Regions from separate parts of the Homo sapiens genome. Here region 2 is linked to region 1. The links are chromatin loops, found by intact Hi-C in ENCODE. Cell type or tissue: IMR-90. All regions are shown on one strand. Each heading gives the region's core, and the rest is flanking DNA. Links, peaks and the distances in the headings are about the cores only.

Region 1 (12,043 bases), core at 1,617-9,616:
AGGCATAGTCTAGGCCATAATGACCTAAAAGTGTAAAACACACTTGCCTTCTGCCCTTAGGCAGCTCATGGCCCCCTGTAGTTTAGGGAAAGGGATCGGAAACAGCAAACAAGCAAGTAGTCAAATAACTATATAATTACAACTTACGGTGAGTGCAATTATGAACATAAACACGCATGCTGAAGAATAATGAAGTAGAAAGAATAAGGAAACCAGAACGCAAAGGGTCAAGAGGAATTGGCCATGCACAGAGGTTGATGAATCACTTTCCATGCGGAGGGACCACAGTAACAACAGCAAGGGCTGTGAGTAGAGTGGCTTGAGTGAGGGTGGAGTGAGACGAGATGAGGCAGGTAGGTGGGAACTGGGTGATGTAGGATTTTGGAGGCCATTATGAGAAATTCAAATATTCAGTGAAATGTGACACTACTGAAAAAGTTTAGAGAAGGGGGCAGTGTAGCCTGATTCAAGTTTTAAAAGATTGCTGTGGTTGCCATATGGAGACTAGTTTAGGAGGAAACAGGAGTGGAAGCAGGAAAAGCAGTGAGGACAGGCTGCTGCTCTAGGCCAGACGAGAGTCCCCGATGGTCAAACCAGACAATGCATCAGAGAGGACTGAGTGGCTTCAAGACATATTGAGAAATGGGACAGCCTACTGATGGATGGAATGTGGGAATGAGAGAGAAAGAAGAAGTGAGATGACCCTCTAGTGTCCTTGTTTGAGGAACTGGGTAGGTGATGGTACCATTTACTGGCATGGGGAAGACCGAAAGAGAAAGAATTCAGGAGTTTCAAATGGGATGACTATTTGAGATGCCTGTGAAGTATTCAAGGGGAGGTGTTCATATAGCATTGCCATCTGACTCTTTCTCTGGGTTCATTTCCTAACTGTCTAACTTTGGGTAAGTTACTTAACCTCTGTGTACCTTAGTTTCCTCATCTGCAAAGTGAAGACGATAACACCTATTTCATGGGGTCACTGTGAAGAGTGGATGGTTTGTGACATGTCAAGAGCTTAGCGTGGTGCCTGGTACATGGTAACTCCTGTAAAGGTATTAGTTGCTGGTATATTATCATCCTTTTCATCTTTATCATTGTCATTATCCTCATGATCACTGGCGTCATTATCACGCGTATATAGAAGACAGGTTGAGCTAGAGATACAAGTTGGGAGTTCAAAAGATCGTATTTGAAACAATGGAAATACTGAGATGATTCACAAGGAAAGGTGGAAAAGAAGGCCCAAGTGGAGCCCTAGTTAAAAGTGGAGCCAGAAAAGAAGAGCAAGGTATGGCTAGAGAAGTAGGAGGGAAATTAGGCAGTGACACCAAGAAAACCAGGAAAGAGAACAGTGTTAACAGAAGGACTGAGTGGTTGACTGTAGAATATGTTAAAAATCTTAGACAAATTAAATTTAACAGAGTTTAGTTGAGCAAAAAAAACAATTCCCAAATTGGGCAGGACCCAAACCAGAAGAGGTTCAGAGAAACTCCAGTGCAGCCATGTGGTGGAAGATTTTTTGGCAGAAAAAGGAAAGTGACCTACAGAAAACAGAAGTGAGGTACAGAAGCAGCTGTATTGGTTACAGGCTTATTTGCCTTATTTGAACAGAGGTTGAATAGTTGGCCACCTTTGATTGGCTGAAACTCAGTGATTGGCACATGAGTAGGTTCCAGTCTGTTTACACACCCATTCAGTCTACAGTTTACTATGTGAAAGTTTATGAAAAAACCTTTAGAATAGGTAAAGAGACACCTTTAGGCTAAACTTAATTTAACAAATGCTACTGACTGATTAAGTAAGAAGACTCAAGAGTGTCCTTTGGGTTGTTAGCATGGAGGTCGTTGGCAACCTTAAAGAGACATTTCAGTGGAGTGCCAGGCAGGGTGGTGACACTGGATCACACAGATATGAATGACTAGAGACTATGCTTTTGAGAAGTTTTGATGTGAAGGGGAGCAAGAAATGGACTGGTGGCCAAGGGCACCTGAGGAGTCAAGGGAGTGTTTTCTTTTTCGGATGAATGAATCTGGAGTGTGTTTGAAAACTTGGAAGTGGTGCAGTAGAGAGGAAGAGATTAGTTTTGCAGGAAAGAGAGGGGATAACTGCCTGGAATTCCTTGAGGAGGTGGAAGAGGGTGGGATTGCTGTGGTGCAAAGGTGTGGCCCTTCACAGGAGCAGGAACACCTGATTAGTGAAGACAGTGGATGAAGATGCAGGTAGGCAGATACATTTGGTGATAGGAAGAGGGGAGAGTATTTGTCTGATGAGCAAAGCCAAAGGAATATTGCCTTTACACACTATCTTTTCTGATATAGGGAATTGTGACTACTCTGAGAATATTGAACATCTATTAAGACTCAAGAGTATTGTTTTAATACAAAAATTAGCCAGGCGCCATGGTACGCGCCTGTAATCCCAGCTACTCAGGAAGCTGAGGCAGGAGAACTGCTTGAACCCAAAAGGCGGAGGTTGCAGTGAGCCAAGATTGTGCCACTGCACTCCAGCCTGGGCAACAGAGCAAGACTGTGTCTCAAAAAAAAAAAAAAAAAAAAAGTTGCTAAAGCCTTCATCAATATTGTCTTAGTGTCTTAGTCAGTTGGTGCTGCTATCACAAAAATACCATTGGCTTAAACAACTGAAAACTATTTGTCACCATTCTAGAGTCTAAGAAGTCTAAGATCAAGGTTCCACGCAATCAGTTCCTAATGTGGGGGGCCTTCTTCGTGTTTATGTCCTCATGTGGTGGACAGAGAATAAGGAGGCAAGCTCTCTCTTGGCTTGGCCCTCATGACCAAATTACCTCCCAAAGGCCCCATCTTCAAATGCCATCACATGAGAATTAAGGTTTCAGTATATGAATTGGGGACAGTATGGGGGGCTGCACCAGCAAACAGTCCATAACAAATACCCAGACATGAATGCTGAGTTACTCAAGAGTGACCATTCATGCTGCTTTTCCTAAGCCCCATGACTAAAGCACTAATTAAATAATTATAATAAAACATCTAAGTAGGTAAAGACTGTCCACGAAGGAGGGAAAGAGCATTAAGATTAGCCCTTCTGGTGCATAAAACAGTGAGGCCATCCATGGCTTTTTGTCATCAGTAATGTCCCACCTTAGCAAATAAATAGAATAACAAGTTTACCTACACTTATTTAAATATCTATGTATGTATGGCTAATAAATTTGGAATTTTGCCCTTTAGAGAAGTAAACAAATTATTTCCTTTCTCTAATTAGGCTTCAGATGACCTTGAACATGAAAACAACAAAAAGGTAACAAAATAATTCCCTTGCACATTTTAAATCAGATGCATCTAATTTAAAAAATCTTCAAAGGAAGGAATCAGTTGTGGTGAAAAAATGATTAAATCCTGATAAAAATCACAAAACTAGGGCAGATGAGTAAGATGATTTTCTAAAAGTAGGTATTTAATGCAGTAAGGCATTTTCTTCACTGGAATTAGAGATTTCATTCCTGCAGTGGAACTACATGATCATCAGCATATTGAATTTGAAAATAAAAATGAGTGAATAGGTCATCAAATCCATATTATAGCATAATAGAAAGGATGATCTTAGTTCCCACTACATTGACATTCTGGAAGATCACTGATTAATTTTACACTGCATAACTTCTAAGAGTATTATTTGATGTTATTAGCTATTGGCCTTATTGTAGGAAAGGTAAAGTTACATTTTCACTTTCTTTCATCCTCTTCAAAGTTCTTCAAGTGATCACAGTGGTTTTATTTAGTAAGTATTTATGGTTTATCCTACAACAGTGAGGCTGACAGCCACAGGCAGAAGTTTGCCTAATAACTTCATTCTCATACTTCAGAGGTTCGGAAAATACTGCCTTGCTGCCTGTGGGGTCCTATCCTATTTGAAGTTGAGATCGTATCTTCTCACCCTCTAAATATTAAACTTGAAAGAATTATGAATAAATATGGTCGCAGGCCTGTCCCAAAATATTTGTGAGTACATTACTCTCTTGTTCTAGAATTTCATAATTCATAATTTGGGTCAACAGTATACAGATTGACATTTGGTCATTGTCATTTATTAGCTAAGTTATTTTAATTCTCAAGGCATCAATCTTCTCATGTGGTCAGTGGGTAGGACTCTAATCCTCACTACACATCACAGACAGTAATGAGACTGTGTGTGCAAGAACTCATCCTGGTGCTCAGCTCATAGCACTGGTGGTATTTATTATTATTAAACACACATGGAAGGAACGGACATGGCCGTTGTTTGGTGGGGGAGCAGGAGGACACATTAAGAAAATGATAAAAACAAAAACAAAACCAAATTACATTACTTGATTATTGTTTCAGGCTTTTATTGGTGAAATCAGTTTGATAATTTAGAATGCTCAGATTGTTAAGTGATCAGTTAAGACAAACAAATTGACCATTTTTTTTTTTTTTTGAGATGGAGTCTCACTCTGTTGCCCAGGCTGGAGTGCAGTGGCGTGATCTCCGCTCACTGAAAGCTCTGCCCCCCGGGTTCACTTCATTCGCCATTCTCCTGCCTCAGCCTCCCAGTAGCTGGGACTACAGGTGCCTGCCACCATGCCCAGTTAATTTTTTTGTATTTTTAATAGAGATGGGGTTTCACAGTGTTCACCAGGATGGTCTCGATCTCCTGACCTCATGATCCACCCGCCTCAGCCTCCCAAAGTGCTGGGATTACAGGCGTGAGCCACTGCGCCCAGCATCTGACCATTTTTTAACTCATGGATTACATCATCCAACTAAGGAATTTATCCAACTAGATTCACTTTATGCAGGAAATTTAGCTTTGCAAAGTTCTCAGCAAAAATATTGATCACTTTTGAAGGTATTTTTGTTGTTGGTTTTATTGTTGTTTTTTCTATCAATAAATAAACTAATTTGTTTTCTTTTTTCTGTATGCAAAGTAATGCAGTTTCAATATGTCCTATGCAGCAAGTTATTAGGTTACTTTTAAGATTAAGTGCTTTTTAAATACTATAAACCACGTATGTATGTTGCTTACATTCTAGAGTGCTACAGTGAAACATAGTCCCCAAAGAGGCAGCATCATTAGCACCTGGGAACTAGTTACAGCAATGACTGGCCTCACTGCAGACTCACTTCAACAGAAACTCTGAGTGTGGGGCCCAGGAATCTGTTCTAGTTTAAAAAGTCTTCCAGGTGATTCTGATGCACGCTAATGTTCGAGAGTCACTATTTTTGATGTTGTGCCTCAATTTGTAAAAATATGATGCTATATCTATTTCATAGCATTGCTGTGAGGTCCAATATAGTAATTTCTTTTTTTTTTTTTTTGAGATGGAGTCTTGCTCTGTTGCCTGGTCTGGAGTGCAGTGGCACAATCTCAGCTCACCTCAACCTCTGCCTCCTGGGTTCAAGCGATTCTCCTGCCTCAGCCTCCCAAGTAGCTGGAATTACAGGCTCACGCCACCACACCCAGCTAATTTTTGGCATTTTTAGTAGAGATGGGGTTTTGCCATGTTCGCCAAGTTTGTCTTGAACTCCTGGCCTCCCAAAGTGCTGGATTAAAGGCATGAGCCACCGTTCCCGGCCAGTAATTTCTTGAATAAAGTCCCTTAAAAATCTAAAAATGTCCTACAAATGTAAGATAAGCTTAATATTTTATGATTACCTCCTTTTGCATTATTCAGAGCTACAACAGACACTAACTTCTTAAAGTATCCTTTAGCATAATTGAGGAAGAAAAAGCCTTTACCTTTCAATTTGTGTGTGTGCAATTATCTTTATTAAGGAAATCTGCAGCACGTATCCGTGGGTCCTACTGAAGTCATCAACTTATATGTTTTCTTCCTTGTGCTTGTAGGGCCTGGTCACTGTAGAAGATGAGCAGGCGTGGATGGCATCTTATAAATATGTAGGTGCTACCACTAATATCCATCCATATTTGTCCACAATGATCAACTACGCCCAGCCTGTAAAGTTTCAAGGTTTCCATGTGGCAGAAGGTAACACCAAAGGTTAAATGCAGTCGCCTTTTTTGCTTGATTTTCTTTTATGGTGCTGATGAGCTTTTATCTAATTTGTTGCCATTTTTCTTTGTGGGCATGGGGGCTGTTCCACCTCACCTTATTTTTGTTTCACAGACCATAGAAGCCACCTTGGTATGTGGTGACATTACATTGTCATTCACGACTTCAACCACAAGGTGGCGATGAGAGACTATGGATTTGTTAGTGCTGGGCATGTAGCTTCTTCTGTTCCCAAGTGCATTCACAAGACTCCTTTTAATCAAAAGCTGGTTTTCAAAAAAACATAAGAAGTATTTAAAAACTTCATTTCTGGGCTAGAGAAGCCATCGTAATCATCATTATCATCAAAAATTCATATTTCGGTGGTGGCTGAAAAGACAGATGTCTCCATCCACAGGATGTCAATGAAAGTAGGAGCTACTGACATGATAATGTAGCATTAGCCTCCAAGGCCTCATGATTCAGGGTGTAATTGCATTTATTTATTGCTGTTTTTCGGTGAGGGTTTGATGGCAGAGTTCCTGAATCCATCTTTGCTTTTCTTTTACAGAACGCAATATTCATTATAACATGTCTTCTTTTAATGAATCAGTCGGTCTTGGCTACTTGAAGACACATGCAATTGAATTTGTCAAGTATCCTTATGTATCAAGTGGAATGAGTGGTTGACTCACGTTGGTTTGGCAAGAGCCTCTGAAATAGATAAATGGCTAATATCTCATTCTGGTGGTGGAGTTCATAAAATGATATGTGGGAAAGACCATGGCAGCTGTGACAATCTGCCCAAATGAAAATTGTTTTTATAATCCACACAGTGAACTGTGATCTTAAGCATCATTTGTAAATGTGAAATCTGCTCTGTGCTGTCTACTTGTTTGTCATTGTTGGCCTAGACCTTTGTTGTTTTAGCTCTTTGTTGTTTATTTTTCTCTGCTGTAGGACTCTTTTTTTCTGTTTTCCTTAATAAGTTACAGTTATAACAAACGGCAAATGAGTCGCATTTACCCCAAGGGAGGCCGAGTCGATTCCAGTAATTACATGCCTCAGATTTTCTGGAACGCTGGCTGCCAGATGGTTTCACTGAACTATCAAACCCCAGGTAGGAGCTGATGTCCAGTGACCCCAAATTCCATGAGAACACTTTGACAGGATGGTGCCAGCACTTCCCATCAGTTGGCTGTGGGCATTTTTTAAAGGAAGCAGACATATGGCAAAGCAATGTGTTATTGGATTTATATAATGGTGAGAAATAAAAAAAAAAAAACCAAAATAGAGCAAACAATGGTAGAAGATAATGTGTTGTGATTGGAATTTAATTCCTTTCATAAATGCCATGACTATTCCTGCTAACCATTATCCCATATTCCAAAATATTTCTCATTTTTCTTCCTTTTGGATCAAAGTTGTTATCTTTGTTTCCAGAGGCAGAATTAAGTGAAAAGAATTTGAGTATCTTTGTACAGTAACAGCGACTCATTTCTCCTTTGGCAAACACCCTGACCACTGTGAACATTCAGCAAATATGACTGATGCAGGGGCACTTCACTAAACAAATACAGAATATTTTGAAGTAAATGCCACTAAAATGGTATATAAGGAGTTACATATTTGAAGAGGTACTAATCTATAACTTGGTCCTCCAAAGTGTACTCAAAGTCAGGTTTCCAATATATAATGACTTTTTTTTTCTGGAAGGAAAAGAGTAAATTTTTATAATTGATAAACACATTTTTAAAATTTTTGAGGTTTGCTTAAGAGCCTAGGATCACAGTATCAAGACTAGAGGTAGCAAAATAGAAATAGAATAGATAGAAATATGCCACAAACCCTCTTCACTGTAGATGGTCAATTCTACAGCATGGTTCTTACAACTGGTAAAATAAAACAAAACCAGAAAGCTCTTTTTTCCTTCAACTCTTTGCTATTAAGAGAACTGCCCATGCTTCCCAATTTGAGGATTTTTTAAAATCTATTTTGTATTTTAAGAATCCCTGTCACTTCGTTCCCTGCTATGTGGATTGAGTGGAAGATCCTTTGACTTTCATTCCTTTGGCATGAGTGTGAGCTGACTGTGCTTCTCATGCCTTGAAGGAGCCTCCCCAGTGACCAGAAGCTCCTCCTACTGGAGTCACCATTCTGCATGGGGTCCCCACAGTGCTTGCTAGGTTAGACTGTGACGTGATAGCTACCAATACAATCCTGAGTGTTTCTAGCTGGGGCCCAGTAACAAGGCTCTGATGACTTCACTTACTTAAAAAAGCCCAACTTGTGTTCTCAGTTGTCAGTGAGTCCATAATATGGATTAAATGGCTAACCCAGCTTATGTTTTATTCTATAATATTAGGTTTAAACACAACATTTTGAAGAGGAAAAAATATCCATCAGTTTACCCATTTCTTTTGCGGATGGGAAGAAAGAAAAAATGTTATTCACTTGCAAGACAGAAGTCAAAAGCCATGTGCTGCCAGTGTAGACCCCACTAGAGTAATTCCCCCTGCCTCCCATCCTGGAAGCATGCCACCAAGTTTTATGCGATACTTACCTAGTTCATTTTCCAGTCTTTTAAATCAAGTTTCATATTCACCCTCCCGGGTATCTCCAGGGTTCCTCTGCCCAGGGATCCTGAGACCCATCCTCTCCCACTGTAGCAGGTTGGATATCTCTACTCTCAATACTCATCAAACAATGGTGTGACTCCTATATTGAATCCAGTTTTAAAAGTGACCTTTAGCATGATCTTTATGAAAACACATTTTATGTTTAATTTAAATGAAACATGAGGTCAATTCAACATGGAAGAGAGTATGCCTTAAATAGACCAAGCAGAACCTTGTAGTATTAAAGAGGGACCTGTGGGCCTAGGAGCAATCTGATACCTATTGTTTCAAATCACCCCGTCAGGGTCTTTTTTGTCTAGGAAGACAAGATGCTAAATTATTTTTGTCTCTTGACAGATTTAGCGATGCAATTGAATCAGGGAAAATTTGAGTATAATGGATCGTGCGGGTGAGTAATATGATTTAAACTGTTTTCACCTAGATTGAGAACTCCATACTACAGCTCTAATGAAGCCATGTCATTTTCAATTAGGGGCTACAGAATTTAAGCTGGGTTTGAGGGATGGAATAGAAAGAAATGAAATACCTAGAGAATATTTGCACATATACATTCTTCATCTACCCCATTTTACTAAGCAGGTTTTGGGTTTTTTAAATCACAAGTGAAGCAGTTCATACATATGCTACAGTTTAATCCTCTCACTTTAAAATCAATAGTGGAGGATTTTATGTCTGGGACAGGTAATAATCCCTGCACACTTGGACATTAACTGGAGATGTAGGCATTAAATATGTGCATTTTACCTAGGACAAATCAAATAATGAAGTTAATTTCATATGTAATGAAGTTGTGGGTGTCGAGCTGAATTTCATTCAGTTGGGAATAAACCTTTGTCCTCTACTGATTCTTTTTTGTGTCTTGTAAGTAGCAGTTATCAAAGAATAATGCTGTGAATATTGTCCTAGTTTCCTTAAATAGCACTCTTGAAAACTGTGAACCAAGAAGTGAAATAGGAAATGTTAATTCTACAGAAACACTGAAAGGTTAAATGAAAATATAAAATTAGAATTCTCTTGAGATAAAAAAAAAAAAACACAACTATGTGGTCATCCCCTCACCCCACCTCAGCCTCATGCATCTGTCCCCAAACAAGTAAATATTAATAACTCCAGACCACTGCCCAAAGGCCTGTAGAGGAATCCAATGGAAAACTATCCCGTCATAATGATGCTATTAGGAATTTCTTCATGGTGGCTCACCTGATTGGATATCTTTTTATCACTGAACACTGCCAGTCAAGATAACATTTTTCAGTGGTTGTGAGTTAGGAATGACTTTTCAGCATGCACTCTGCCTCCCTCTGCCAGCCTGGTGAATGGTTCTCTGCCAATGTGGCTGCAAACACAGTGATTATGCTATTCCCCAAATCACCCACCACTTACATACCTGGAGCATGCCCTACATTTTCCTCTGCTGTGTGCTTTGGAAGAAAATAAATTGTGTAGCTGGGAAGAGAAAGATCTGAATTCATATTTCAGAATTTTGTGAAAGCAATTTTGTTATTTAATGCCAAGTGTTCCAACCCAGGAGATTTTGCGCATAAATTGCTTTGTAGACCTCCTCCTCTCCCAAGTAGTGGGCCAAGGCATCAAGCCCCAGGGGTTCAGCCCTGGACTGTCAGTAAAAGCCCTAGGCTGGGAGTCTAAAGATCAGGGTTTGAGCTCAGCTCCCAGCTGCTCCTAGTTCTTGCTGTATTGCCTAGAGCAGGTGTGTTAGACCCAGAGCCTCTCTTCTCTGCTTGATAAAATGAAGACGGTGACACCTGTCGCACAGGGTTTGTTGTACTCAAAGGAAAAAAAATGTCTTTTTTCTAGAACGAAACAGGGAACTGAAAAAGACTTTGTCCTTTGACAAAAACCGAGTCCTTTCTGATGAGACCCACCTTTGGGCTTCCCTCTCAGTCACTGTAGAATCCAGTCTGAGCAACAATCGTGCTAGTTCAGTTTAGTGAAAATCCCCAGCCCTTGGTATCTGACCACCCTGGATATCCTGTCACTTTGGCCTGCCTTCAGCAATAATCCTATCAAGTCAGTTTGGCCAGAAGTCCTTATCCTTGATGTTTCCTCATAGTAATTTTCCATCTGCTGGCGCTCACCTTACTCCATGGTTCTAAATCTCCATGTACGCTTGTTGGGGTAAGGGTTGAGCCCTTATACCTATCACCATGGCTCCCTACCCCTTTGAATAAAGTCCACTTTACCATGTTTAACAAGTGTTTGTGTACATTTTTTTCTTTAACAGTTTACGACAGCTCAGTCAGGTTGAATGAGTGTACGAAAGTACTTCAGGAACTGCACATTTCTGTGCAAAAGTGAGATTTAAGAAAAGCTTAAGGCCTTGTGATCAATCACACACACAGACATTGCAAAATTCAATGAGTGCTCTGTTCAGTCGTCCTTTAAGGACCCCAAGGAGTCAGCCTCAGCACTCCTGGCTCTTACAGGACCCGTCGGGCATGGCTGTGCTCACTTCTGAAAACTTGCAGTGGCCCGGTGATGCTTGAAGCACTTTCCTTGCCCACCTCAGCGATCACACCTAAGATGCCATCAGCTGTCTAACATGCCATGAGGAATCCTGGCAGCCTGGCCGGATGCAGGGAGTATTGTTTCTGTATAAAAAAAATCCTGACGGCTCGGCCCAGTGGCTCACACCTGGAATCCCAGCACTTTGGGAGGCCGAGGCGGGCAGTGGCTCACACCTGGAATCCCAGCACTTTGGGAGGCCGAGGCGGGCAGATCACAAGGTTAGGAGATCGAGACCATCCTGGCTAACACGGCGAAATCCCGTCTCTACTAAAAATACAAAAAATTAGCCGGGCGTGGTGGCGGGCACCTGTAGTCCCAGCTACTTGGGAGGCTGAGGCAGGAGAATGTCGTGAACCTGGGAGGCAGAGCTTACAGTGAGCCAAGATCGTGCCACTGCACTCCAGCCTGGGTGACAGAGCAAGACTCCATCTCAAAAAAAAAAAAAAAAAAAGTCCTGACAATCCTATGTTGTTTGTTTTTCCTAGAATTTCTGCTTAGCCATTATTAGCACGTGCAGTGTCTCACTCTCTCCACCGTTATTTATTTTTTCTTAAGACAGGGTTTCGCTCTGTCACCCAGGCTCAAGTGCAGTGGTGCAAACGTGGCTCATTGAGGCCTTGACATCCTGGGCTCAATCCATCCTCCCTCCTCCACCCCTCAAATAGCTAGGGGTGCCCACCACCACACATGGCTAGTTTTTTTATTTGTACAGATGGGGTTTCACCATGTTGCCCAGACTGGTCTCGAACTCTTGAGCTCAGGCAATCTGCCTGCCTTGGCCTCCCAAAGTGCTGGGATTACAGGCATGAGCTACTATGCCTGACCTCACTGGTCATTTGTAAATGCGTTCATTTATTTTAAAATACCTTCACAGAAAAGGATACTG
Region 2 (12,043 bases), core at 1,450-9,449, 510 kb after region 1:
CTCTTTTCCATCCTGGAAAACTTCCTGATTGCTTCATCTTGCATTGTTCTTTATTTTTTTATTTTTAATTTTTGGAAGTACATAGTAAGTGTGTATATTTGTGAGTCACATGAGAGATTTTGATACAGGCATGTGATGCCTAATAATCATTTTAGGGTAAATGGAGTATCCATCACCTCAAGCATTTATCATTCATGCTACAAACAATCTAATTATAATTTTATTTATTTAAAAATGTACAATTACATTATTTTTACTTAGTCAATCTGCTGTGCTAGCAAATAAAAGTCTTCTTCATTCTTTCTAACTATTTTTTTGTACCGATTAATCATCCCCACTTCCCCCAGGACCCCCATCCGCACTACCCTTCCAGTCTCTAGTAACCATCCTTCTATCTCTATCTCCACGAGTTCAGTTATTTTAATTTTTATCTCCCACAAATAAGTGAGAACGCCTTGCAGTATTCTTAAATAATTACTTCCTTCTTCTCCTTCAGAAAAGCTCCTTCTCAAGCTCTTCTTCGTTCCACTCCTGAAAGACATGAGTGATTGTATAAGTCTTTTAATAATTGACCCAACCTGTGAATGAGTAATGGCTTATCAAGAAAGAATAGACATTTAAATTTTGTGATCAAGGCACAATAATATAAAGTTTGTGCCCTGAGCCCTGTCACATTTGTTGTTGTACAAATGACTACCAGGATTTTTTAGTCTACTTTTTTTTTTTTTTTTTTGCTACTATTGGCTATTCTATAAATAGCTTGGGGCATTCTGTAAATAGCTTTGTCTTTCTATTTCTAGCATCCAACATGGTTTCTTGCATGGGACAGACATTCAATAAATGCTCATGAATAACTGAATGAATTAAAGAATAATGGGGTGGCTGTTGAGATATGAATGTTTACTGTAAGACTGTGAAGATTCAAAAGATTAAAAGTGTATAAGGGCCAGGCAGGTCATGTCAACAAGTAAAAGTGATTGTGGCCAACTGGAGAGCAACATACAATAGCCTATGAGGGCCAAAACCTTCAGCTTTCCCAGATCATGAAAACTGTTTGAGAATGCTGACATTGATATTTTGATACTTTATCCTAAAAATAAAATCTAGAGATACAAAATTGTATCTGAAACTTCCTTATTTTTAGATGTTGACAGATAGCCTAACTAACAACAACTAACATTATAGGAGCCAATCCATACTTGTATTAATTGAATTTCACTTGGGAAATTTTTGGTTTGTTTCCACTGCCATGGAATATTTCCTGGTTGGTAATTATCATTTGTTTCACTTTCAGTGAACAACTAAAAAACTGAGAGAACAAAAGAGCAAAAGTCTTCTATCATCTTCTTCCAAAACCTACTATTCAAAAGTAGCTCAATCAAGAGCATCTTTCGATTTTCTCTATAAGATTCTGCTTTGAGTCTTTTCCTGTCTTATGGCAGCTTTTTATTCCACCTTCTTTATTCCTGTATATACTTTGGAGGTTATTATTCTCAATTCCTCAATTCCTCAATTCCTTGGCCTCCTTTGTCTTCTTACTCAGCTCATGGAGTTCTTATTCCCCCTTCCATAAACCTTGAGGAGGTCCATGGCTGTGCTTCAAAATGGATCTGTGAACACCTGGGAATTCCTTTGCAAGATGGTATGTATGTGCTTATGTGCATTTTTATGTGGAGAAAATGGCGATTTCTATCACATTCTAAAAGGAGTACCCCATGTCCATTCACTTTTTTTTTCTTTTTTTGAATTTTTATTTTAGAATCAGGGAGGATATGTGCAGGTTTGTTACAACGGTATATTGTGTGATACTGAGGTTTGCAGTATGAAGGAATCCATCACCCAGGTAGTGAGTATAATACAAAATAAGTAATTTTTCAGCCTTTTCTCTTCTCCCCCACCAGTAGTCCCTGCTATCTATTGTTCCCATCTTTATGTCCTTGTGTACTCAATGTTTAGATCCCACTTATAAGTGAGAACATGTGGTATTTGGTTTTCTTTTTCTGCATTAGTTTCCTTAGGATAATGGTTTGCAGCTGCATCCATGTTGCCACGAAGGACATGATTTTGTTCTCTTTTATGGCTGCCTAGTATTCCATGGTGTATATGTAACACATTTTCTTTATCTAATCCACCATTAATAGGCACCTGAGTGGATTCCATGCCTTTGCTATTATGAATAGTGCTGCAGTGAACACACATGCTTGTATCTTTTTGGTAGAATAATTCATTTTCCTTTGGATATAGCTAGTAATGGGATTGCTGAGTTGAAGGATACCTCAACTCTTAGTTGAGAAATCTCCAAACTGCTCTCCACAGTGGCTGGACTAATTTACATTCCTGCCACAGTGTATAAGTTTTTCCTTTCCTCTGCAGCCTCAGCAACATCTTTTATTTTTTGACTTTTTAACAAAGCCGTTCTGATGGGTGTGAGATAGTATTTCATTGTGGTTTTGATTTGCATTTATGTGATGATTAGTGATGACGAGCATTTTTTCATGTTTGTTAGCTACATGTATGTCTTCTTTTGAGAAGTTTCTGCCCATGTCCTTTGCCCACTTTTCTATGGAGTTGTTTTTTTTTTTTTTTTGGTTTTTGGTTTTTGGTTTTTTTTTTTTTTTTTTGCTTGTTGATTTGCTGAAGTTCCTTATAGATTCTGGATATTAGACCTTTGTCAGATGTGTGGTTTGTGAATATTTTCTCCCACTCTGTGTGTTGTCTGTTACTCCCTTGATGGTTTCTCATGCTGTGCAGAAGCTCTTTAATTATGTCCCATTTGTCAACTTTTAGTTTTGTTGCAAGTGCTTTTGAGGATGTAGCCATAAATTATTTGCCAAGGCTGACATTGAGAAGGGTATTTCCTAGGTTTCCTTCTAGGATTTTTATAGTTTGAGGTCTTACAGTTAAGTCTTCAATCCATCTTGAGTTAATTTTTGTATATGGTGATAGGTCGGAGTCCAGTTTCATTCTTCTGCCAGTTATCCCAGCACCATCTATTGAATAGACAGTCTTTTCCCCATTGCTTATTTTTGTCAACTTTGTTGAAGACCAGATGGCTGTAGGTATGTGGCTTTATTCCTGGGTTATCTGTTCTATTGGTCTATGTGTCTGTTTTTGAACCAATGCCATGCTGTCTGTTCACTTTTGAAGCTTCATGTACACTTGCCTGGACCTTATAGCTGGTCATAACATGGTTTCTTCCCCTTAGTTTAGAAAATATTTCAGTGGATCCCCAATGCCTCCATTCTTAGATTTTGATAATCTAAGAATGCAAATTCTTTAGATTAGCATTCAGGATCCATTACCATCACTTACAATCCTTGTGCCCTATGTTCTGTCAATAGCAAACTATTCACAATCTCAAGTTCCCTCGTGCTTCTGTTTGTAAGTATGTCCCCAGCACCTCCCAACCTCTCATCCACCTGCGTAAGTGTAGCTAATAAGTGCCCTTGGGTTGGGTTTCCCAGAAGTTGACCCTAAGACAAGAACTTGAGTGTGAGTTTTTAATGTGGAAGTTAATGCCAGGAAGCACTAGTAGGGAAGAGGGAAGTGAGACAGAGAATGGAAAGAATCTGATAAAGTGTGTGTTATCAAACCAGTTACCACCGTGGGCAAGAGGAGAAACTCTGTCCTGCAGAGGAACTCTAAAGGACAGTGTAGAACAACTTCAGAGCTGTCTCAACTGCAAAGTCAGAAAGCTGGGATATTTATCCATCAACTCCTGGAAGTCACTGGTTGAGGACTTCTTTGGGGAAACTAAGGCAGTAATTGGGTGTGTTCCAAAGCCAGGAAGAAGCCGTCAGGTGGTGAATGTTTGATGTTCCGGGTAAATTGTCTGTAGCATAGAAGTTGAGTGTTGAGGGAATATGGGACGATCAGTTACATGGGTGAGGAGTGTCACTCTACTGCAGCAAGTTGATCACTTGCCTTCTCCAAGCCTAAGCTATATCTTTTATATCCTAATTTTCAGCTCTTACTCATTGTCTAGCAGAGCGAATGTTTACCCATGATCAGTGAATAAATGAAGTGTATTTCCCAGGCTTATTCAAGCTCTTTATTTGAAAAATATGAGCATGCGGAACAATTTCAAGTTGACCTGGACATTTGAACTCTACCTGCAAGCACAGATCTGGAACATCACTGCCTTTGACTGGGGCATTGGAGTAAAGTCGTTATCCCTGCCTATTGCCCAGAAAATAATCTGTGTCCTTCCACATAGCATGTACTTTTTCAGCAAACTCAAAGCAAGCTAACTTTGTGGCCAGACTCACTACAATTGATCAGTTTTATTAAAGCCACGCGTAAGAGGCAGCCTTTTAATCCTCAAAGTAATTCCCAGTGTGAGCCTTTCAAGGCTAATCACCCTAGTGATTGAACAGGGTGAGAAGAATGAACCACTTTCTGACCTTTTAGTGAAGTCAAGTGCAGGATAATGCATGGATCATTTTCTTGATGATTTTATCTTGACACAACTGAATTTTTCTTAGGAAAGATTACAGCCAGACTTTTGGTGTTAAAAGTCTAAAGAAATACTTTTAGATTCACGAGTGGAAGTTCCTACATGTTTTTCTAGAAGATGTTAGGAGTCACAAGCTCAAAGACATTAAAGAAGAAAGGTCATTTTAATTATTCTACAAATATAGCTGTACTTTTTATTTCCACTTATTACTTTTTTCTCTAGAAATGGCTTTTTATGCTAATACTCCTATTTCGCTAGCATTGTGAGCGAGTGCTCCACCTGTCGGCCACTGCTGACATTACACCATAATTAAGCCGTATTTTGTTTTCTTTCAATGCGGCCTCCTGCTGGAACATGCTTTAGAGCAGTAGTTATTAAACCCAGAATCACCTGGACAACTAACAAAGAACACGACCAGGTTTCCTGAAGTACGACGGGGCCTGAGCTTTTGTATTTTTACTAAGTTCTGACCTTCACTGAAGTTGGAGGATCACTGCTGTTGATCATGCACACCAGATTTTCTCACTTTGAGCAATTGTTTCATGCAGAACACTAATGACAAATAATTTTAAATGTATATCACTCAAAAAGTTAATAAAAACAATAAAAGAAAATGGAAAGCATGTATTACAAAAACAAATTAATACTATTTTAGTATTAATCTAATTAGGAAACATTTCATTGTGTTTCAATGCTGAAGAAGCACTAAATAAATGCTCATGGAACTTGCAGGTTAGTCTCACAATAGGTGTTTACCAAATACTGATCTAGAATGTCACAACCTTCCTTTATTTAGTCTTCACTGCCAAGTTTTACCTTTAAATCAAGTTCCTCTACACTCTATAGTCCAAATTTCCCTTCCAGCCCAAGCTCCATTTTCTGATCATTTAAGTTATCTTTATTTAAAAGGCATTTATGTATTTCTATAATTCTGTACATAATTTACTATTGCTTGATCTAAATAATTAAATTTAAGCCAGTCAAGTCATATTATAAAGGAGACTGCAACTCAAAAGATGATTTGCATCTAAAGCAAAATTTTATTTTTATTTTTTTTTATAATCTTAACTTTTAGATTCAGGAGGTACATGCACAGGTTTGTTATCTGGGTATACTGCATGATGCTGAGGTTTGGGGTGCGATTGATCCCATAACCCAGGTACTGAGCATAGTACCCAGTTAGATTTTATTTATTTATTTTAATTTTTTTAAAGTTTTATATTTTTTTTCCATAACTTATTTGGGTACAGGTGGTATTTGGTTACATGAGTAAGTCATTTAGTGGTGATTTGTGAGATTTTTGTGCTCCCATCACCCAAGCAGTATACATTGCACCATATTTGTACTCTTTTATCCCTTTCCCCCATCCACTTCTCCCCCCAAGTCTCCAAAGTCCATTGTATCATCCTTATGCCTTTATAGCAAAATTGTAAACATTAAGTTTGAACCTCAAAATTAATTTTCTCAGCTCAAATATGAACAATTTCAGGTCAGCGTACATTTAAAAATTCTGCAAAAATAGTAAAGCTTACCACTTCAAACCAACTACTGTGGTTAAAATGAAAAAGAAAGTCAAACCAACAGAGTAACCACACCAAATGTTTGTGAGAATATATAGAGCTACTAGAATTCTCATACATTGCTGTTTTGGGATATAAACTGGTACAATCAATTTCAAAAAAAGAAAAGTATTTTGTAAAGTTAAAACATTTACAACCTGATGCTCCTGGAAGAAAATGTATCTAAGAGAAATGAAAACATGTGTCGACAAAAAGACCTGTGCAAGAGTTTTCATAGCAGCTTTATTGATAACAGTCAATCTGTTATAACAGCCAGAATCTGTTATAACCTAAATGCCCATCAACAGGAAAATGGATAAATTATGTTACATTCACATAATAAAATACTACTCAGCAATACAAAAGGATGAACTACTGAGACACACAACGTGGTGAATCTCACAATCATTATGCTGAGCAAAGAAAGATAGACACAAACAGGTACTTAATGTATGATTTCATTTCTATGAAGTTCAAGAACAGGCAAAATTAATACATGGTGATAGAAATCAGAACAGAGGTTACTTATTGAATTGACTGAAATGAGGCATAAGAGAATGAGGCATAAGATGACCAAAATTTCTATTTGGGAAATGCTACATTTGTCAAAATTCATCCAATTTTATATTTAAAAGCTAGGCATTGCTCTGTTTATACATTTTACGTCAAGAAAAATGAAAAAATATGGGATTTTGAATCAAGTGAAATGTTCAAGTCATCTATTTATTGTCTTAAACAATGAGAAAGCCTGGTGGAGGCCTATGAATTGTCCTTTGCACTGCTATGAAGTGTGGATGTGTGTGTTGCGTGCATGCATGCGTGTGCTCATGCATATGGTAAGGATGCTAATAAACCCAAAGCTGAAAAGGATCTTGCAAAGGTAGAGGTGAAAAGCTATCTGGATTTTGTCTAGGGATTGAAGTTAGAGATATTGATCCAAGACAAAATGCACTTTCTTGAACCAGGAGAGTCTGAATATCTAAATCTTGGGTGCTCAAGTCCTTTCTCAAAGGAGTGAAAGGCAAGTTGTTTATTCTAGGTGAAAGCCAAGGTTATTTACTTAGGTCTAGAAATAAATGCACAGCAAAAACCATAGGTGAAAGAAAGAGTGAAAACAGATGAGTTCCCCAGGCTTTGGGAAGAGGTTCAAGTAGGTCAGAAGGTGATGGGCATCCTCCTGTTGGTGAGATCTCAGCATACCTGGGAAAGGGTGAAATGATGGATAAGGAGGTGGGGGACTTGGCACTGGAATTAAACCCATGATCTATCCTCTAAGTGGCTCCTTGAGTTTCTCAATGAAGCTTCACCAGAACCCAAATCAGAGGCAGCTACTATTTCACTGACAAATCAGATGATTCTCTAAGACTAGGTGGAGGACCATACATTGGGCAGGTTCATTTCTGGATAAATTTCCTCTGTTAAGGGAAAAGAAAGACATCAAAGGTGAATATGTCATCAGTAGAGACGACAGCAAATATGTTTCCAATTTTAGTGTACTGGTCAAAAGAACCATCTTGGCTGACTGCAGTGGTTCTTAAGCCTGGATGTGATGTAATCGTATGAAATGCTTCAAAAAATACCCATAACCTGAGCCCCACCCACAGAGATTCTGATTGAATAGGTCTACAACGGGCCTAGGTAACTCTAATATGTGACCAGGATTGGTTTACAGCAGTGGTTCACAAAGTGTGGTTCTTAGACCAGCAGCATAAGCATCACCAGAGAATTTCTTTCTTTTTTTTTCAGACAGAGTCTTGCTCTGTCACCAGGCTGGAGTGCAGTGGCGCGATCTCGGCTCACTGCAAACTCCGCCTCCTGGGTTCAAGTGATTCCCCTGCCTCAGCCTCGCAAGTAGCTGGGACTACAGGCGCGTGCCACCACGCACGGCTAATTTTTTGTATTTTAGCAGAGATGGGGTTTCACCATGTTGGCCAGGATGGTCTCAATCTCCTGACGTTGTGATCTGCCAGCCTCGGCCTCCCAAAGTGCTGGGATTACAGGTGTGAGCCACCGTGCCCAGTCAAGAATTTCTTTAGAAATTTCAGACCTCACCCTAGATCTACTGAATCAGAAACTTGGAAACGAGGCCCAACCATCCTTGTTTCATCTAGCCCTCTTGGTGATTCTAATGTATGATATAGTTTGTCCCCCAAGTTAGAAATTTTGTTGCAGGGGGGATTTTCATGATTATGTATTCCTGGATTGAGTTTTAGAGTCTCTAGTTTTTGGAGTATTTCTCTTTTTATGCATTGGTATTATTTTTTATCTCAAGCAATGATGGGCTTTCTTATGAATTGCGTGCGGATGTTGCTAATTTCTGCAATTCTTCCTCTGTTTCTTGAATTCTCTGCATCTATAATTTGTATCTCCTTTGCAGCTGATTGCTTTTGCTCTCTTTTCCCATATATTCTCTTCCTAAATCAGCTGCTTTTACAGAAGTATGTCTTTATGTCCCTTCAGGATTTCTACACTGTGCTGCAAGGTTTTGCATTCATTTTCCAGGAGAGCTTTGCTGAATGCAGTGAGCAAAACTCACTTTCTTTATTTGTTCTTCCAGTCCATGCTTGGTTGACACCTCATCCTTCAGCTTGGATGGGAAATGGCCTCAATCTTCTCTAGCTATTGTTAATGAAGATTCTCCCCAGGAGACATATCTCATCTGTCATCTCTGATTTATTTTATCTTCTCACTCTGGTGATTTGCCAGTTATTTCAGCTGCCCAATGCAATTATTCAAAATGTCCAATTCTTTTTCGTGTATGGTAAAAAAAAACAAGCTTCCTCTATGTCTTTCCGAGTTTTATAATAAACTGTAATTTGATTAGTTCTCTCAGCCAAGTGTTCCCTTCATCCAGTTTTCTGCTTCCTGTGGTACTGCTCCATGCCCTCTTTAGGTCTAGATTTTTCTCTTTAACCTTCAGAGGCCAGACTTCCTCTTCTCTTTGCCGAGCTTAGCTTCACCAAGGCTTTTATTCACTTTGAAAGTTTCAAAAAAATCCTTGAAAATATTTGTGATATTTTTATCAAGCTTTTGCCTTCCAACACCTTGTTCTAGTTGTTTGATTTTGTTTTATTTGTTTTCTTTTGTGTTCTACATTTTGCACTTCCTAGTTTTCCCAAAACAACAAGTACACTTCCTACCAGCATTTCACTGGCTATTTTATTCATTTTTGAAAAGATTCTAGTTGGAAACTTTATGCAGTTCCTTCTTCAGAGGGGTGTTTCTTTTGTATCTTGATCTTCACTCCTCAAAAAAGTCTTTGCTACTTTTTTTGTTCATATTTGACAATCTTTATTGATTTTAAGGTAGTCTTAAAGTTTGATAAAACTGTTGTGCTGTCGTTCGTTTTTTTTGTCTCTTTCTAGAAGAAACACCCTCTGGAAGAAAATGGCTGATGAACAATTTCTTGATAAGGCACTATGAGTTATTGACTCACAAGGCCCTTCATGAAAATCAGGGTTGCCCTGCTGTCTACAGGGAATGTAGCTTGTGGCATCCCATGATCTATTGCTTCAGGCCTGTTTGGAAGAATCACATTCTTCACGCCTGAAACACCTGGTTGCTCTTCTGTATTTACTTGTTTCTGTATTTGTTGTTTCTTTGTTGTCGTAGAATCACTAGCCTCTCCCAATAGGCCAAAACCATCTTTCGAGTACGTGTTATCTCAATTTCTGCATTTTCTAGAGGCCTCTTATTTTCTTCTGCTAATTATTCTCATTCATTTTATTTACTTGAGTCTTCAGTATCAGAAGTCTCTTGCATTCTCAATGATGTATTTTTCAATGACAGAAGAATGTTCTTCTAGAGCAGGAACTGGCAAACTATGATTCATGGGCCAAATCTGGCCCCACCACCTATTTTTGTAAATGAAGTGTATTTATAAATAATGTTTTGTAAATAAAGTTGCAAATGAAGGAAATGCAGCTATCTCCATTAGTTTGAGTATTGTCTTCTTTTTTCTTTCTTTCTTTTCTTTCTTTTTTGAGACAGTGTCTCCCTCTGTCACCTAGGCTGGAGTGCAGTGATGCAGTCGTTTGAGGCTACACTGTAGCCTGTAGAGACAGGGTCTCTTTATATTGCCCAGGCCAGTCTCAGACTCCTGAGCTCAAGCAATCTTCCCGTCTCAGCCTCCCAAAGTGCTGGGATTACAAGCATGAGCCACCATACCCCATCTATTTGCATATCGTCTATGACTGCTTTCACACTATAAAGTCAGGGTTGAGTGATTATGGCAGAGACCATAAGACCGCTGACCATATGAAAAATACTGCCTTGCTCTTCACAGAAACAGTTTGCAGACATCTGCTCTGCAGCTTTCTCAATACCAAGTGCAACTCTTTGCTCTAATGAAGTGGGTTGGCACCTGGCCCTGCTGGGTCATTCTCTGATTTTCTGTATGCCCCCTTGGGCTTGGACTCGTGGATATCACCTTCAGGTATTTAGTAGGCTTACTAATTTCCTTCCTAGTTTCAAGTATGGGCTTTTTCAAACGATGTCCATTGAGGAATTTCTCAGTCTGCCCTCATTCTCACCCATATCCTGAGCTATCTTTCTTGCTGCAAAGTATCAAAGCCTCAGTTTCTTTATAAAAACAAGCACATTCCTTATCTGTTGGCAGTTCTCACATGCTTAAAATAACCGTTTGCATTAGGTGGACACTGAAGAGAATGAGAATTCAACCCACATAATTTTTAATTTTCCACGTTTCACATCTCTCAAAGCACATCTTGTCTGAAGGACATATAAAGATATACTATGAAGGCACTGATGCAAAAAAAAGTGCAGAAGTTCCAAAAACATCAAAATATAATATATAATCAGCTTATATTTTAGTATATTACAAGATGATTCTAATTCTCTGCCCCTTTCTGAATCCACTGTCTTTCCAATGTGACTTTGCCACTCTTCTTACCAAGAGATTTTCCCACCCAGTGACTCTGAACTGGCCTTGGGATTAGCTTTGGTGAATAGAATGAGCTAAAACTGGTGTTGCAGTTTTGAGGCTGGGCCTCCAGAGACTTTACTTTCATTTTTATTCTTCTATCCTGGCCACCACTAGCAGAACAAGCCTGAGCTAGCTTGCAAAAGGATGAGAGGCCCTTAGAAAGAGAGTTGAATTTTTCAGGACAAAACCATCCTAGAGCAGAGGCTTCAAACCAACCCACCAGTGGACCTTTCCCCTAACCGAATGACAGTTCTGCAGTAATTCTTTCGAAACCGAAGTCTCCTGTCTCATTTCCCTATTTTTTTTTCACTTCAGTATTTGGTCTAAACCTTTAAACTTCATGCTATAGTGTAAATGATTAATAGACAAAGTATTTTTCTTATTAACAGAACTCTGCATTTTAACTGAGATGATAGATATTTTATCTTTAAACAGAATTAGTTTGTTAGGGTTGCCGTAATAAAGTACCACAGACTAGGAGGCTTAAACAACAGAAATTCATTTTCTCACAGCCCTGGAGGCTGAGATCAAAGTGTCATGAAGGTTGGGTTTTTCTGAGGCTGCTCTCTTTGGCTCATTGATGGCCGTTTCCTCCCTGTGTCTTTACAGAGCCTTCCCTCTGTACATGCCTATGTCCAAATTTTCTCCTCTTATAAGTGCACCAGTCACACTGGATTAGAGTCCACCCTAATGATCTTATTTTTACTTAATTACCACTTTAAAGATCCTATTTCCAAATATGGTTACATTCTGAGGTAATGAATGGGGATTAGGACTTCAACAAATGAATTTGGAGGGACAAAATTCAGACCGTAACAGTGACTTTTGGTAAATGCCATTCAGCAAAGAGTGGGGATGGAAGAAAGCTTCCAGAATGAGGTTGCTCTGCAACGCAAAAGGCCAGTGGATATGGAGAAAGGAGATAGGGCTAGAAACTTCAAACCAGTGAAGCAGCTAATTTTCATTGAACACTTACAGTTGCTAGGCAGTGCACTGAGCAAATTACCATCATTTGTTCCTCATAGCAACCATATTAGACAGTTCCTATTATATTTACCATCATAATTTTTTTCAGGTTATACA

The links. Hi-C counts contacts between places; a loop is a spot of excess contacts. Peaks named below come from ENCODE experiments on the same cell type or tissue, not always from the same donor. Only the 100,000 strongest peaks of a DNase experiment are listed, where the experiment ranks them.
Region 2: it touches region 1 in a loop (19-fold over the local background); 22 of 110 quality-filtered maps call a loop at or near these places.

Annotation. Positions count from the first base shown.
Region 1 is chr20:9,402,070-9,414,112 of GRCh38, forward strand. It overlaps PLCB4 (phospholipase C beta 4), which reads left to right. Exons shown (of 40, transcript NM_001377142.1): 21 at 3,244-3,279; 22 at 5,848-5,989; 23 at 6,564-6,648; 24 at 6,988-7,112; 25 at 8,968-9,019. Among named protein-coding and RNA genes, the nearest start is that of LAMP5, 110 kb to the right of the region's middle. In IMR-90, for the core only: a CTCF peak has its summit at 6,188 (motif pointing right); DNase peaks (open chromatin) are centred at 6,212, 6,682, 7,512 and 8,142; H3K27ac peaks cover 299 bases.
Region 2 is chr20:9,908,303-9,920,345 of GRCh38, forward strand. No RefSeq gene overlaps it. Among named protein-coding and RNA genes, the nearest start is that of PARAL1, 72 kb to the right of the region's middle. RefSeq lists enhancers at 11,181-11,240, 11,251-11,350. In IMR-90, for the core only: a CTCF peak has its summit at 4,741 (motif pointing left); no DNase peak of the experiment used is centred there.